Regions from separate parts of the Homo sapiens genome. Here region 2 is linked to region 1. Evidence: chromatin contacts called from ENCODE Hi-C or POLR2A ChIA-PET data. All regions are on one chromosome and are shown on one strand. Each heading gives the region's core, a stretch centred on a gene start or an enhancer-like site at or near the end of the contact. The rest is flanking DNA. Distances are from core to core; before and after follow the strand shown.

What was found. A loop is a pair of places that touch in the nucleus more often than their neighbours do. ChIA-PET counts read pairs that join two places held with the same protein, here RNA polymerase II (POLR2A). Pooled maps may share reads with other maps.
Region 2: a loop to region 1 is called in a pooled map, with 2.1 times the contacts of the local background. The contact joins two enhancer-like sites. A Hi-C loop is called at or near these places in 3 of 50 pooled maps. POLR2A ChIA-PET finds 5 or more read pairs at or near these places in 3 of 52 experiments (AG04450, activated CD4-positive, alpha-beta T cell and activated CD8-positive, alpha-beta T cell).

The regions. Positions count from the first base shown.
Region 1 is chr16:12,030,636-12,036,764 of GRCh38, forward strand. The region is part of intron 4 of SNX29 (sorting nexin 29); the gene reads left to right. Among named protein-coding and RNA genes, the nearest start is that of SNX29, 57 kb to the left of the region's middle. Within about 2 kb of position 3,401, at least 6 of the 41 ENCODE cell types and tissues checked have a DNase peak (open chromatin) inside an H3K27ac peak, as active enhancers do.
Region 2 is chr16:12,077,915-12,084,837 of GRCh38, forward strand. SNX29 (sorting nexin 29) reads left to right here. Exons shown (of 21, transcript NM_032167.5): 11 at 919-1,001. It also overlaps the pseudogene RPS23P6. Among named protein-coding and RNA genes, the nearest start is that of SNX29, 100 kb to the left of the region's middle. Within about 2 kb of position 2,382, at least 8 of the 41 ENCODE cell types and tissues checked have a DNase peak (open chromatin) inside an H3K27ac peak, as active enhancers do.

The sequences.
Region 1 (6,129 bases), core at 2,151-4,650:
CTTTGCACATCATGGAGTGGTCTTCTTTAATGACCATCCCACTCCCCCACTTATTCCCCGTAACCCCACTAACTTAAAGCTCTTCTGTGGGTCTCTTGTAGAATCGGGACAAAGTATCCAGTGCGTGATCTGGCTTCTTGGGCTCTCTTCCCTACTGGCTGTATCTGTCTCTGTTCTACCTCTTATGCCGTGCTGTATGCCAGGGCTGACAGGCAGCGGCAGGTCTGACATCACAACTCTTTCATCCAGTTTGCAAATAAATGATGGCCTGAGTCCCACAAGCTCCCCTCCTGCCACGCCCCTGCCTTGGGACTCTTGAGACCTCTCCATAATTCAGCAGCTGAAGCACTAATGCCAGATCCTGTGTGGGGCAGGGCCTTCAGTGCCGCTGCCTGTGCTTTGCTTGGTGCCTCTCAGTAATTTAGATGATTCAGTTCTGTATTTTTTTTTTTTCTGAGACAATGTCTTGCTCTGTCGCCCAGGCTAGAGTGCAGTGGTGCGATCTCGGCTCACTGCAGCCTCTGCCTTCTGGGTTCAGGTGATTCTCGTGTCTTGGCCTCCTGAGTAGCTGGCACTACAGGTGTGTACCACCACGCTGCCTAATTTTTGTATTTTTGGTAGAGATGGGGTTTCCTCATGTTGGCTAGGCTGGTCTCGAACTCCTGGCCTCATGTGATCCACCTGCCTCAGCCTCCCAAAGTGCTGGGATTACAGGCGTTAGCCACTGTTCCTGGCCCAATCCTGTATTTTGAACAGCTCTCCTAGTTTCTGTTGTCTTGAAACTCTTCAAGTCTGGCAGTTCTTTCCCTTCTGCTACCTTCCTTCCTTCCCCAGCTCTCACCCAAGCTCCTACTGGCGAAACTTCTATTCTCTCTTAAAAAAAAAATATGGCCGGGCGTGGTGGCTCATGCCTGTAATCCCAGCACTTTGGGAGGCTGAGGCGGGCGGATCATGAGGTCAGGAAATCGAGACCATCCTAGCTAACACGGTGAAACCCATTTCTACTAAAAATACAAAAAATTAGCCAGGCGTGGTGGCAGGTGCCTATAGTCCCAGCTACTTGGGAGGCTGAGGCAGGAGAATGGTGTGAACCCGGGAGGCGGAGCTTGCAGTGAGCCGAGATCGCGCCACTGCACTCCAGCCTGGGCAACAGAGTGAGACTCCATCTCAAAACAAAACAAAGCAAAACGAACAAAAAAAAAATTGGTAAAATATACATAATGAAATTTACCATTTCAGCCATTTGAAGTGTACAATTCAGTGTAAGTGTACTTAATGTACATTCACATGTCATACAGTAATCATTACCACCATTCATCTCAGAACCTTTCCATTTTTACAAACCAAAACTGTGTACTTGTTAAACACTAACACTCACTCCCTCCACACCCCTGTCCCTGGCAGCCAGCATTCTACTTTCTGCCTCAGTGCATTCTACTACTTTAGGTTCCTTGTACCAATGGAATCATGCAATATTTGTTCTTTTTTGTCTGGCTTTATTTAGCATAACATCTTCAAGGATCGTCCGTGTTGTAGTATGTGTCAGAATTTCCTTCTTCTTCTTCTTCTTTTTTTTTTTTTTTTTGATGGAGCCTTGCTCTGTTGCCCAGTTTGCTGGAGTACAGTAAGTAGCGCTATCTCAGCTCACCACAACCTCCGCCTCCTGGGTTCAAGCGATTCTCCTGCCTCAGCCTCCCAAGTAGCTGAGATTATAGGCACATGCCACCATGCCCGGCTAATTTTTGTATTTTTAGTAGATACGTGGTTTCACTATGTTGGCCAGGCTGGTCTCGAACCCCTGACCTTGTGATCCACCCACCTCGGCCTCCCAAAGTGCTGTGATTACAGGCATGAGCAACCGCGCCTGGCCCAGAATTTTCTTCTTTTTAAAGGCTGAACAATATTTTTGAGGGTATGTAGAGCCCATATTTTGTTTATTCCCATGACAGTTGGGTGTCTTCCACTTATGGGCTATTGTGAATGGTACTGCTGTGAATATGAAGATACAAATACTTGTTTTTTCCACTTTTAGTTCTTTTGGGGCATACACCCAGAAGGACAATGTTGGATCATATGATAATTCTATGTTTAATTATTTTTTAGAAACCATCAGAGGGTTTTCCATAGAGGCTATACCCTGTTGCATTCCCACTAGCAATGCACACGAGATCCATTTTCTCCACCATCCTTCCACATCCTTGCCAACTCCATAGCCTTGCCAGTGTTGGGTTTTTATTTATTTTGTGAGATAGAATCTCACTTTGTCACCCAGGCTGGAGTGTGATCTTGGCTCACTGTAGCCTCCACCCCCCAGGTTCAAGTGATTCTCCTGCCTCAGTTTCCCAAGTAGCTGGGATTACAGGCGTGCGCCACCATGCCTGGCTAATTTTTGTATTTTTAGTAGAGGCAGGGTTTCACCACGTTGGCCAGGCTGGTCTCGAGCTCCTGGCCTCAAGTGATCTGCCCGCCTTGGCCTCCCAAAGTGCTGGAAGTACAGGTGCGAGCCACTGTGCCCGGCCAATGCTGGCTTTTTAAATTAGAGAAAAGGTATATAGCTTTAATTGTATACATGGGGAGAACCAGAGAGTGATTACCACCCCCTTTTTTCATATATATATATGTATGTATAGTAATTTTATTATTTTTTTGTAGGGACAGTATCTTACTATCTTGCCCAGGCTGGTCTCAAATTCCTTGCCCTAAGTGATCCTCCCACCTTGGCCTCCCAAAGTGCTGGGATTACAGGCCTGAGCCACCGTGCCTGGCCTCCTTTTTTCTGTTTTCATAATTGCCATCCTAATGGGTGGAAATGGTGTCTCATGTGGTTTTGTTCTCTTCTCTTCTGAAGTTTCAGAATTGTTTTCAAAAAGCCATTCATGAGCTCCCTACATGGTTCACCTGGACTGTGCCCCTCCTATAGTCCTGAGTTCTTCTTCCATCAAACCTATGTATGGAACTACCCGTTTTCTTTTTTCTTTTTTTTTTTTTTTGAGATGGAGTCTGATCTGTTGCCCATGCTGGAGTGCAGTGGTGCAATCTTGGCCCACTGCAGCCTATGCCTCCTGGGTTCAAGTGTTTCTCCTGCTTCAGCCTCCTGAGTAGCTGCGATTACAGGTGCACATCACCATGCCTGGTTAAGTTTTATATTTTTAGTAGAGACGGGGTTTCATCATATTGGGCAGGCTGGTCTCGAACTACTGACTTCAGGTGATCCGCCTGCCTTGGCCTCCCAAAGTGTTAGGATTACAGGCTCATCCTTGTAGCTCTAGTGTCTTGCAAGATACCTGGCCACCTACACAGTAGATGCCACCAAAGGACTGCATTCAAAATAACCACTTGAAGACCCTGACTTCAGAACATGCTGCTCATTTTCCCAGGAAGCCAAACCCCTACTCTCAGTGGTCTGTACGCATCTTCAGTCAGTGGGAAGCGGTGGTAATATACCCATAACTGTAAAATGAGAGAGACCGACTTCCTTGATCTTCAGTGGGGATTTTTGAAAATGGTTGATTGCACTCAAAGCAGAATTTGTATTTTGCTTCATTGGGTCACCTTGGGCAACAATTTCATTTCTGTAGAAAATTAATTTTGGAGGAAGCTGCATGTGCCAGGGGAGCCCTGGGTCCATCCTTTTGATGGTGAGGGGAAGTCCAGTTCCTCACTCGCCCATCCCTGCTTTCGGTTCCCTGTTGGTGATTTTCTTTTGTATTCATGCACGTGCCAATCAGCTGCTTTTGGTAAGGGAAGCCTTGGAAGGATGTCTGCTAAAGGTGCAGAGAAAATGCAGAGCTCCATTCAAGGTGAAAAAAGTGGTTGACAACTGGCAGAAAGAAGCTGGCTTTAGGGAGGAAGTCAGAAGCCAGGGTGCTGTACCCGTTGGGCTGTGTGTTATCCTGGGTCACTGGATCATGGGCATGTCCACAGGGTCCCTCAGGGGTGGGTTCTTGACACCCAGGGTGGCATGGACTTGGGCCAGTGGCTATTTACTAAGGGGTATGAATGTGTCTCAGCATGTTAAGATCTAGTGGAGCTGGACTGATACCTATTGGCCGAATGTGACCTCTGCCTGTTTCAAAGGTGTTTAATCCTGATGTCTCATAAATTAAGACTCAGGCTTGTAATCCCAGCACTTTGGGAGGCCGAGGTGGGTGGATCACTTGAGGTCTGGAGTTCGAGACCAGCCTGGCCAACATGGTGAAACCCTGTCTCCATTAAAAATACAAAAATTAGCTGGGCATGGTGGTAGGCACCTGTAATTCCAGCTACTTGGGAGGCTGAGGCAGGAGAATTCCTTGAATCCAGGAGGCGGAGGATTCAGTGAGCCGAGACCGTGCCCTGGCACTCCAGCCTGGGCGACAGAGCAAGACTCCACCTCAAAAAAAAAAAGGTAAAAAAGACTCAGTTTGGCCTCTGAGTTGTCAGTTTTTAGATCACAGTTATCCAGCCTGAGTTCCGTGGGTCCTTTGCTTTGCTCCTTTCAGAATGTAAATGACTCTTCAGCTCATGATGGCGTATGCCCCTAAAAGGAAGTGAGATACAAGCTTTAGAAGTCCGTCTTAGAAATTTCCCTTTTTTTTTTTTTTTTTTTTAAATAAGAGACAGGGTCTTGCTCTGTTGCCAGGCTAGAGTGCAGTGGTGCAATCATGGCTCTCTGCAGCCTTGAACTTCCTGGCTCAAGCGATCCTCCTACTTCGGCCTCTCAAGTAGCTGGGACTGCACATGCACGCCACCATGCCTGGTTAATTTATTTCCTACTCTTTAATAAAGGAGGTGGTATGCTGTAAACTCTTGTAGGATGTGGGTGTATTATGCTGAGCCCTGGTTCTGGAAGGCACTCTTGCGGCTAGATGGAAGTTGGTAGAGTGACAGAGCTCAGCCCCTTGTTGGCACTCTGCTCTGCCAATCCATTTGTGCCTTGTGGTCAGGCTGGTTCAGTTTGGGATGTGACAGATTTGGGAGCACTTGTATTCACTGAGTTCTCAGGCTGGCACATGAGTGAACTTGGTTTACCTTTGTTCCTGGCATGGCTGATACCATGTGTGGCTGATTCTGTTAGAGTGTGCCCTCACATTCATCCCTCTGTCTTCTTTGGCTTTGATAGAACCCAGATTTTGCTTGAGGCTGTGGTATGTAGTCCTTTATCTCGGTGAGGGATTAAGCCAGTTTTGAGTTTTGTTCTTTGCTTTCTCTGCTCCCTTGTGATTTTCTGGGATTACTTGTTCTTTCCTGGTAAAAGGGGTGATAAAGCTGGCTTCATCCCGTTCCCTTTCTTCCTGCTCAATTGTAAATGAGATGTCCAGAGTTAGGACAGTCCTCTGGGACAGCGAGTTCAAAAGGTTGGAGATTTTGGCCTGACATAGCCTTTGTATCTATCACTGGCCTATTTCCAGACTAGCCCAGCTCCGTGGGGTTGGATTTTCTTTGTGTGTGGGTTTTTTTCTTTTTGTTTTGTTTTTAGAGACAGGGCCTTGCTCTGTTAACTAGGCTGGAGTGCAGTGGTGCAATCATAGCTCACTACAGCCTCAAACTCCTGGGGTCCAGCCATCTTCCTGCTTCCGCCTCCCAAGTAGCTGGGACGACAGGTGTGTGCCGCCACACTCGGCTCCTTGTAGTTGGGTTTTCTGTTTCCTTTTTTTAGAGATGGGTTCTTACTATGTTGCCCAGGCTGGTCTTGGGTTTTCTGTGTTTTTCTTTCTTTCTTTTTTTTTTTTTTTTTTGAGACAGAGTCTTGCTCTGTTGCCCAGGCTGGAGTGCAGTGGCACCATCTCGGCTCACTGCCAGCTCCGCCTCCCGGATTCACGCCATTCTTCTGCCTCTGCCTCCCAAGTAGCTGGGACTACAGGTGCCCGCCACCACGCCCAGCTAATTTTTTGTATTTTTAGTAGAGATGGGGTTTCACCGTGTTAGCCAGGATGGTCTCGATCTCCTGACCTCGTGATCCACCTGCCTCGGCCTCCCAAAGTGCTGGGATTACAGGCGTGAGCCACCGCGCCCAGCGGGTTTTCTGTTTTTGTTTTTGTTGTTGTTGTTGTTGAGCAATGCTTTGTTTGTTTTGGGGCAGTGTTGTCACATTGATGAGACACCCCTCACCCCGCATGGCTGTGGAGCACAGGTGTTGCTCAGCACCTG
Region 2 (6,923 bases), core at 1,132-3,631, 46 kb after region 1:
CTGGCCTGGTCACAGCATTTTTATCAACTGATCAACACATAACCTGGTTTTATGTCTGTTCCTGTTTAAAGACACCTTGTTTAATGTATGCAGTTGATTCATTAACATTGAATTCACAGCCAGCAGCACTGTAAGCCATGCCTGAATGAAGCATCTCTAACTCACAAATTATCTCCATACGGCACATCACAGCCTTCCTGTGCTTAGGAACTGTCGGCAGTACCACTTCAGCACTGTGCTTGGGGACATTTTAAACAATAAAATCAAGTGGAAAAAAAGGCCGGGTGTGGTGGGTCATGCCTGTAATCCCAGCACTTTGGGAGGCTGAGGCAGGTGGATCACTTGAGGTCAGGACTTTGAGACCAGTCTGGCCAACTTGGCGAAACCCCATTTCTAGTAAAAATACAAGAATTAGTCGGGTGTGGTGGTGCGGGCCTGTAATCCCAGCTACTTGGGAGGCTGAGGCACAAGAATCGCTTGAACCCAGGAGGTGGAGGTTACAGTGAGCCGAGATCACGCAAAAGAAAGAAAAGTGGAAAAAAAAATGCTAAAAACATGGCAGTAAATAGACAGCAAAGAGGATGCTTGTTTACGGTGTGAGATCTGAGGTCCCAGCTGTTCGACTTCAGCTGAGATTATGCACATTAGGGAGTGAAATTATTGGCCTCTGCACGTGTTCATGAATGATTGTGAAAGCACCTCAAGTATTGACTTTGGGGTTACAAATAAATTTTAGTGCGTAGATGAATTTCCAAATACGGAATCTGCAGATAACGAGGCCTGACTAATTTCCAATGACTGCCTCTATCCCTTCTAGTAGAGGTACCGGAGTAAACCGACCTCTGCTAGTTTTTGGAATGGTGAGGGTGTGTACTTTCAGTGGCCGAGTGTAACTTCCTCCTGCCTGCTTTTTCCTAGTGTGGAAGCCAGCTCTCCAGGCCACGGAAGTCCTCTGAGCAGCCTGTTACCTTCTGCCTCAGTGCCAGAGTCCATGACAATTAGTAAGTACTTTCGCAGCCCCCTCCACCAGCTCTGGGATGACTTCTGGCCCACGTCTCATGGCGGTGCCTTTGTGCTTCTAACCCTGTGACTGTGGGTTCACGTCAGGTGTGTACGTCCCTGGTTGTAGACTGGAGGTGTGGTACGTGCTTGTGGATATCCAGAACCGTGGTTAATGCGTGGCGCTTGGGCGTGTGCGCGCTAAAGGGCGTGCCTCAGGATGGAGCAGCCTTGCCGTAGACTTCTGTGGTTCCAGGTTTTGGGGTTTGCCTCCCATAATGCAGTTAGCTACAGAGGACCTATTCTAGTTGGATTTCCTTTGTAACTCTGAAGGACTCATTTTTGTAAGTGAAGAAGAATATGTCTCTCCAAGATGATTAAACTTTGCTAATGATCAGGCTTCAACTGTTTCCAACTTTACTACCTAGAAAAAGTATTAGAGATATAGCAAGGAAGACTAGGTTTGAATGGCTTTGTATAACAAAGAATAAACCAACTGTTATGTAAACTGACGGGTGCTCCTGGTATCTCACTGGTGGCTTGAGCCAGCATTTGTCCCATGGCCTCCCCTGGAGGCAGAGGGGGCACTTGTTCCCAATTAAAAAAAAAAATTAGCTTTTGTTGCTAAGGAAGGAAGAAGGCGTTTGGGAGGCACCTAGCATTTTCTGATTCAAGGGTGAAGCAGGAAGTGAGCAGACACTATGTAAACCAACAGTTGGTTTATTTTTTGTACACAAAGCCATTCAGACCTACTCTTCTTGAAGTTCCGGTGGTTAAGGAGATGTGATGGAAATTTCTCTCTATCCAGAGGTAGATGGGCTGGGGCTGGTATGTGGCTCCACGGCCATCAGAGACCGGGACTCCTCCTGTCTTGCCTTGTAGACCAAAATAGCCATTTTAGCTCCAGCCATTTCATTCTCATTCCAGGCGGCAGGAAGGAGGAGAGAGCAGAGAGACTTCGTCTATTTCTACATATAGGATTCAGGGGCCTGAGCTTGGATAGGGAAAAAAATTACAATGTTTTTCATTTAGCTCTGGGTGAAATATAGTATTTTCTTCAATCATGATCATTCTATTTTGATGTAATTGGTTTCCTTTGTGATATGGTATGTTTTATATATTTTAATACATTTTCCTGAATAGGAGCCCATGGTTATTCCTAGATTACAAAATGGGCTCTTGGTACAAAAACGTTGAAGCTCCCCCGACCTTCACTAGAAGGTGCTTACAGTATACCACTCGTGTCTTGGGCCAGCATTCATGTCATGGTCCCCCTTGGCTGCAGAGGGGGCAATTGTTCTTGATAAAAAGGAAATTAGTTTTTGTTGCTAAGGAAGGAAGAAAGAGTTTGGGAGGCACCCAGCATTCTTTGATTCAAGGGTGAAGCAGGAAGTGAGCAGACACCGTAAGGCTGCTGCGTGGGAACGGCTGGCCGCACTTTTTGTATGTGAGCATGTGTGGTTTACTGTGGCGCTGCTCAGCCCTGAACTCCGCTGAGCAGGTGTTAATAGATCACTCAGTCCATGGGACACAGGGTGGGTGAGTATGTAGCTGGCTGCTTTTCACCTGTCAATCTTTTGTTTACCACAGTACTGTTACTTACCCTATAGTTTACTTTATTATTCATTTTTATTTATTTATTTTTTTGTAGAGTTGAGGTCTCACCATGCTGTCCAGGCTGGTCTTGAACTCCTAGGATCAAGCGATCCACCCGCCTCAGCCTTCCAAAGCGCTGGGATGACAGGCATGAGCCACCGTGCCCGGCCTACTACAGTTTACTTTTTTTTTTTTTTTTGAGACAGAGTCTTGCTCTTGTCTCCCAGGCTGGAGTGCAATGGCACGATCTCAGCTTACTGCAACCTCCACCTCCTGGGTTCAAGCGATTCTCCTGCGTCAGCCTCCCAAGTAGCTGGGATTACAGGCCCACGCCCGGCTAATTTTTGTATTTTTAGTAGAGATGGGGTTTCGCCATGTTGGCCGGGCTGGTCTTGAACTCCTGACCTCATGATCTGCCGGTCTCAGCCTCCCAAAGTGCTGGGATTACAGGTGTGAGCCACCGTGCCCAGACTGTAGTTTACTTTTAATGATGCACTTAAACAAATTGAATTCCTTTATTTTTTGAAAAAGGAAGCTTTATCTCACTACTGTAAATGGAGAGTCACTATGAGTTAACGAAACCAGCAGGTCGCTGTAAAATGAAGACAGTGGAAGGAAACTATTACTAAGTGTGCCTGGCGTGGTTGCCTGCCCTGGGTTCCGATTGATACCCACTCTTGTTGTTCAAAAGAGAGATGAGTGCTGCTTCTTTTTGGCCCCGGCCTGTGGCAAGTATCTCAGTCTTCATACTGCTGGGAAGCTCTGTAACCACCAGCAAGACCAGAAGTGGGGTGATCAGCAGTGCAGGAAAGCCCATTTGGGTGCAGTCCCCGCACCTAGCCCTTTTGGAAGTGCTTCTCCAAAAGGGAATTGTGCCGGAAAAGTAGGGATTGAAACCAAACAGCCACATCCTGCCATCAGGATGCTCTTTATGGCCCCACTGACCAAGAAATCACAGCTTCTGTACTCAGTGATGACTGCTTGACTTCAGTTGAGGACAACAATGAAGTTCTGTAGCCAGGCGTGGTGGCAGATGTCTGTAATCCCAGCTACTCGGGAGGCTGAGGCAAGAGAATTGCTTAAACCCCGGGAGGTGGAGGTTGCAGTGAGCCGAGATGGCGACACTGCACTCCAGCCTGGGTGCCAGAGCGAGACTCTTTGTCTCAAAAAAAAAAAAAAAAAAAAAGAAAAGAAAAGAAAAGAAAAAAAAAGCTAAAATAAAAATTTCGGGGAAAAAAATTTAGGGATAAAACCTTGGTGAAGTTCTGATTGCTGGATTTGGTCACAAAGATCATGCTGTTGGTGACATCCCTGGGGTCCGAGTTAAGGTTCTCAGAGTAGTCAGTGTAGCTCTCCCTTGGTCCTATGCAAAGGCAAGAAGGAAAGACCAAGATAATACATTTTGATGGTGAAAACACAGTAGAAATATATTTTTATAAGCCAAAGGCAAAGAGATGTGTCAGCGAGTCACATTAGGTGTTGAGGCTATCCTGTTACTGAACTGATGGTAATGGAGAGGACTGAGGATGAGAAAAGAAGCCACTCCTGTGACTTGCTGGGATCTAACGCCACATCGCTTCCCAGCACCTATGATTCTGTCTCTGTGTGGGTGGCACCGTGGTGTAGATGGACAAGACTTGACTCTGGCTGTGAGGCACAGCTACTGTAAAGAACACTGCGTTTTGATTTATGGGCATTTTTTTTTTTTAAAGGACAGCAGCCCCGAGATCATGCCTGCGAGCCTTTGTAGGCACCGTAAGTAGGGCTGCAGGCATCCCTGTGTGCCCTGGCAGGTGTCTGACATTCTGTTTCCCAAGAGTTCCTGCGGCCGGGGCTGAGGTCCCAGCATCTCAGATAAACACGGTTTGCTTTGTCAGCTGCGTCTCAGGTCCACATAGAGCATGGTGTCTGGGCCTTCCTCAGCCGCTTTCTGTCTTTGAGGAAGTCACTGGCCTTGCCTGTGCATTTTCAGTGATGACATACATGCCCTTAAACATGCTCGAGTTAGGCCAGTGACAGAGGCGTAGATTGTTTTTCTTGTTTTGACTCAGACAATTTTTTAGAAACTATATCATTTTATTATTTGGCATTTTGAGCAAGTTTGGGACATATCCAGAGCTTATACCTTGAATCTCTGAAGAAAAAAATGTCACCATGTCTGCATTTGAGCCTTGATACTTGGTAGAAACGTGGTCTGTGGTTAGGATTGTGTGTGGGTGGCTGGGACAAGGGGCTTCTGTCTTCTGCGGTGCCTGTACCTTTAGGAGTCTTCAAGGACAGTGCTGTTGTCTACCCTGGATGTCATCCAGCACAGATGAGGGGTCAGGAATCCTAGAAATTTTGAGCGAAGGGTGGTTTTCACTTGTGTTTTCCCACCCTGCCATCACCTCCTGTGTCACATGCAAGAGGAGTAAGAAGAGTGGGTCTGTCTGGGTGTCCGGGGTATTTGCTTGGGCTACCATAACAAGGGGCCACAGATAGGGTGGCTTCAACAACAAAAACTTATTTTCTCGGCCGGGCACGGTGGCTCATGCCTGTAATCCTAGCACTTTGGGAGGCCGAGGTGGGGGGAATCACTTGAGGTCAGGAGTTCAAAACCAGCCTGGCCAACATGGTGAAACCCTGTCTCTACTAAAAATACAAAAAATTAGCATGGTGTGGTGGCTGGCACCTGTAATCTCGGCTACTCGGGATGCAGAGGCAGGAGAATCGCTTGAACCTGGGAGGCAAAGGCTGCAGTGAGCTGAGATTGCACCACTGCACTCCAGCCTGGGCGACAGAGCAAGACTATGTCTCAAAAAAAAAAAAAACCCCTCAAAACTTATTTTCTTACAGTTCTGGAGGCTGAAAGACCAAGATCAAGGTGCCAGCAGGGTTGATTTCTGGTAAGGCCTCTTTCCTTGGCTTGCAGACAGCCACCTTCTCTCTGTCCTTATGTGGCCTTTCCTCTGCAGGCACATCCTGGTGTCCCTTATCTCTTCTTATAAGGGCACCGGTCCTGTGGGATCAGAGCCCCATGCTTATGACCTTATTAACTTTGATTACCTCATTAAGGCCTTGTCTCCATATAAACTCCGATTGGGAGTTAGGTCTTCCACTGGTTCATTAGGGAAGGGATGCAATTCAGTCCATAGCATGAGTTGTCCCAGGAGTGAGTGTCGCAAATGCCGTCCCAGTTCAGATGGAGCATCCCATTGCTGCATGTGAAGCACCTGAGATTCTCCTCTAGAGCAGTCACTGGACTCTTGGAAACCCCAGAGGAGCTTGGCAAAGAAACTCATCAGCTCTGCCCCACAAAGCAGCGAATGCTTCACTCACATCCCGCCAAGTGGCTTCCCTGGCTTCGTGTAATAATCTGTGGAGGTGGCTGCCTCTGTACTGTAATTGAGCTAGAGCTAGGTAATTTAATCCTCAGTGCCTGCGGATAATTGTGAAGTCTTCTATCGAGCAACCTTTCCCTCTCAGGTATCTCTGAAATTGCAAAGGGTGTTTTGTCCTGAGGCATTCAGAGGGACTGTATTCTTGTGGTTATTTACTACTGAAGAGAAGATGGTGTATCCAGACCCACATGATTGTTCTCCTACTGCAAGGCCCTCTGGTACTTCAGAAAATACAAAAGCCTGTTATGAAAAAGTTAATTTTTTTTTTTTTTTGAGACGGAGTGTTGCTCTTATCGCCCAGGCTGGAGTGCAGTGGCACGATCTCGGGTCACTGAAACCTCCGCCTCCCGGATTCAGGCTATTCTCCTGCCTCAGCCTCATGAGTAGCTGGGATTACAGATGCCCGCCACCACACCCAGCTAATTTTTGTACTTTTAGTAGAGGCAGGGTTTCACCATGTTGGCCAGGCTGGTCTCGAACTCCTGACCTTGTGATCCGCCCACCTCGGCTTTCCAAAGTGAAAAAGTTAATTATTTAGCAAAGCAGTAAAGACAGTTTGGAGCAAACTAAAACACCCATAATTCTGCCTCAGGGATGCCTTGCATTTCTGCAGGTAGGTTCCCAGTTCTTGTTTCGGGCACACGGAGCTGTACCTGGGGTTGGAGTTGCAGCTGTGCCTGTTGCTCTCGGGAGGCCATGTGCCCTCAGGGCCGGGAGGGCACACTCGGAAGCTCAGCTGCCTGGGCTCAGGTTCCAGCTGAGTGGCCCCAGCCCCCTCAGTACCGTGTCCTTATCAAGATAGAGTGACAGGATCAACACCCAAATCATGGGCGGCCATGAAGATAACTGTGATGTGCTTAGAACAGCATCAGGATCAGAGTTAAGAGTCAATAAATAGGCCGGGTGCAGTGGCGCACACCTGTAATCCCAGCACTTTGGGAGGCCAAG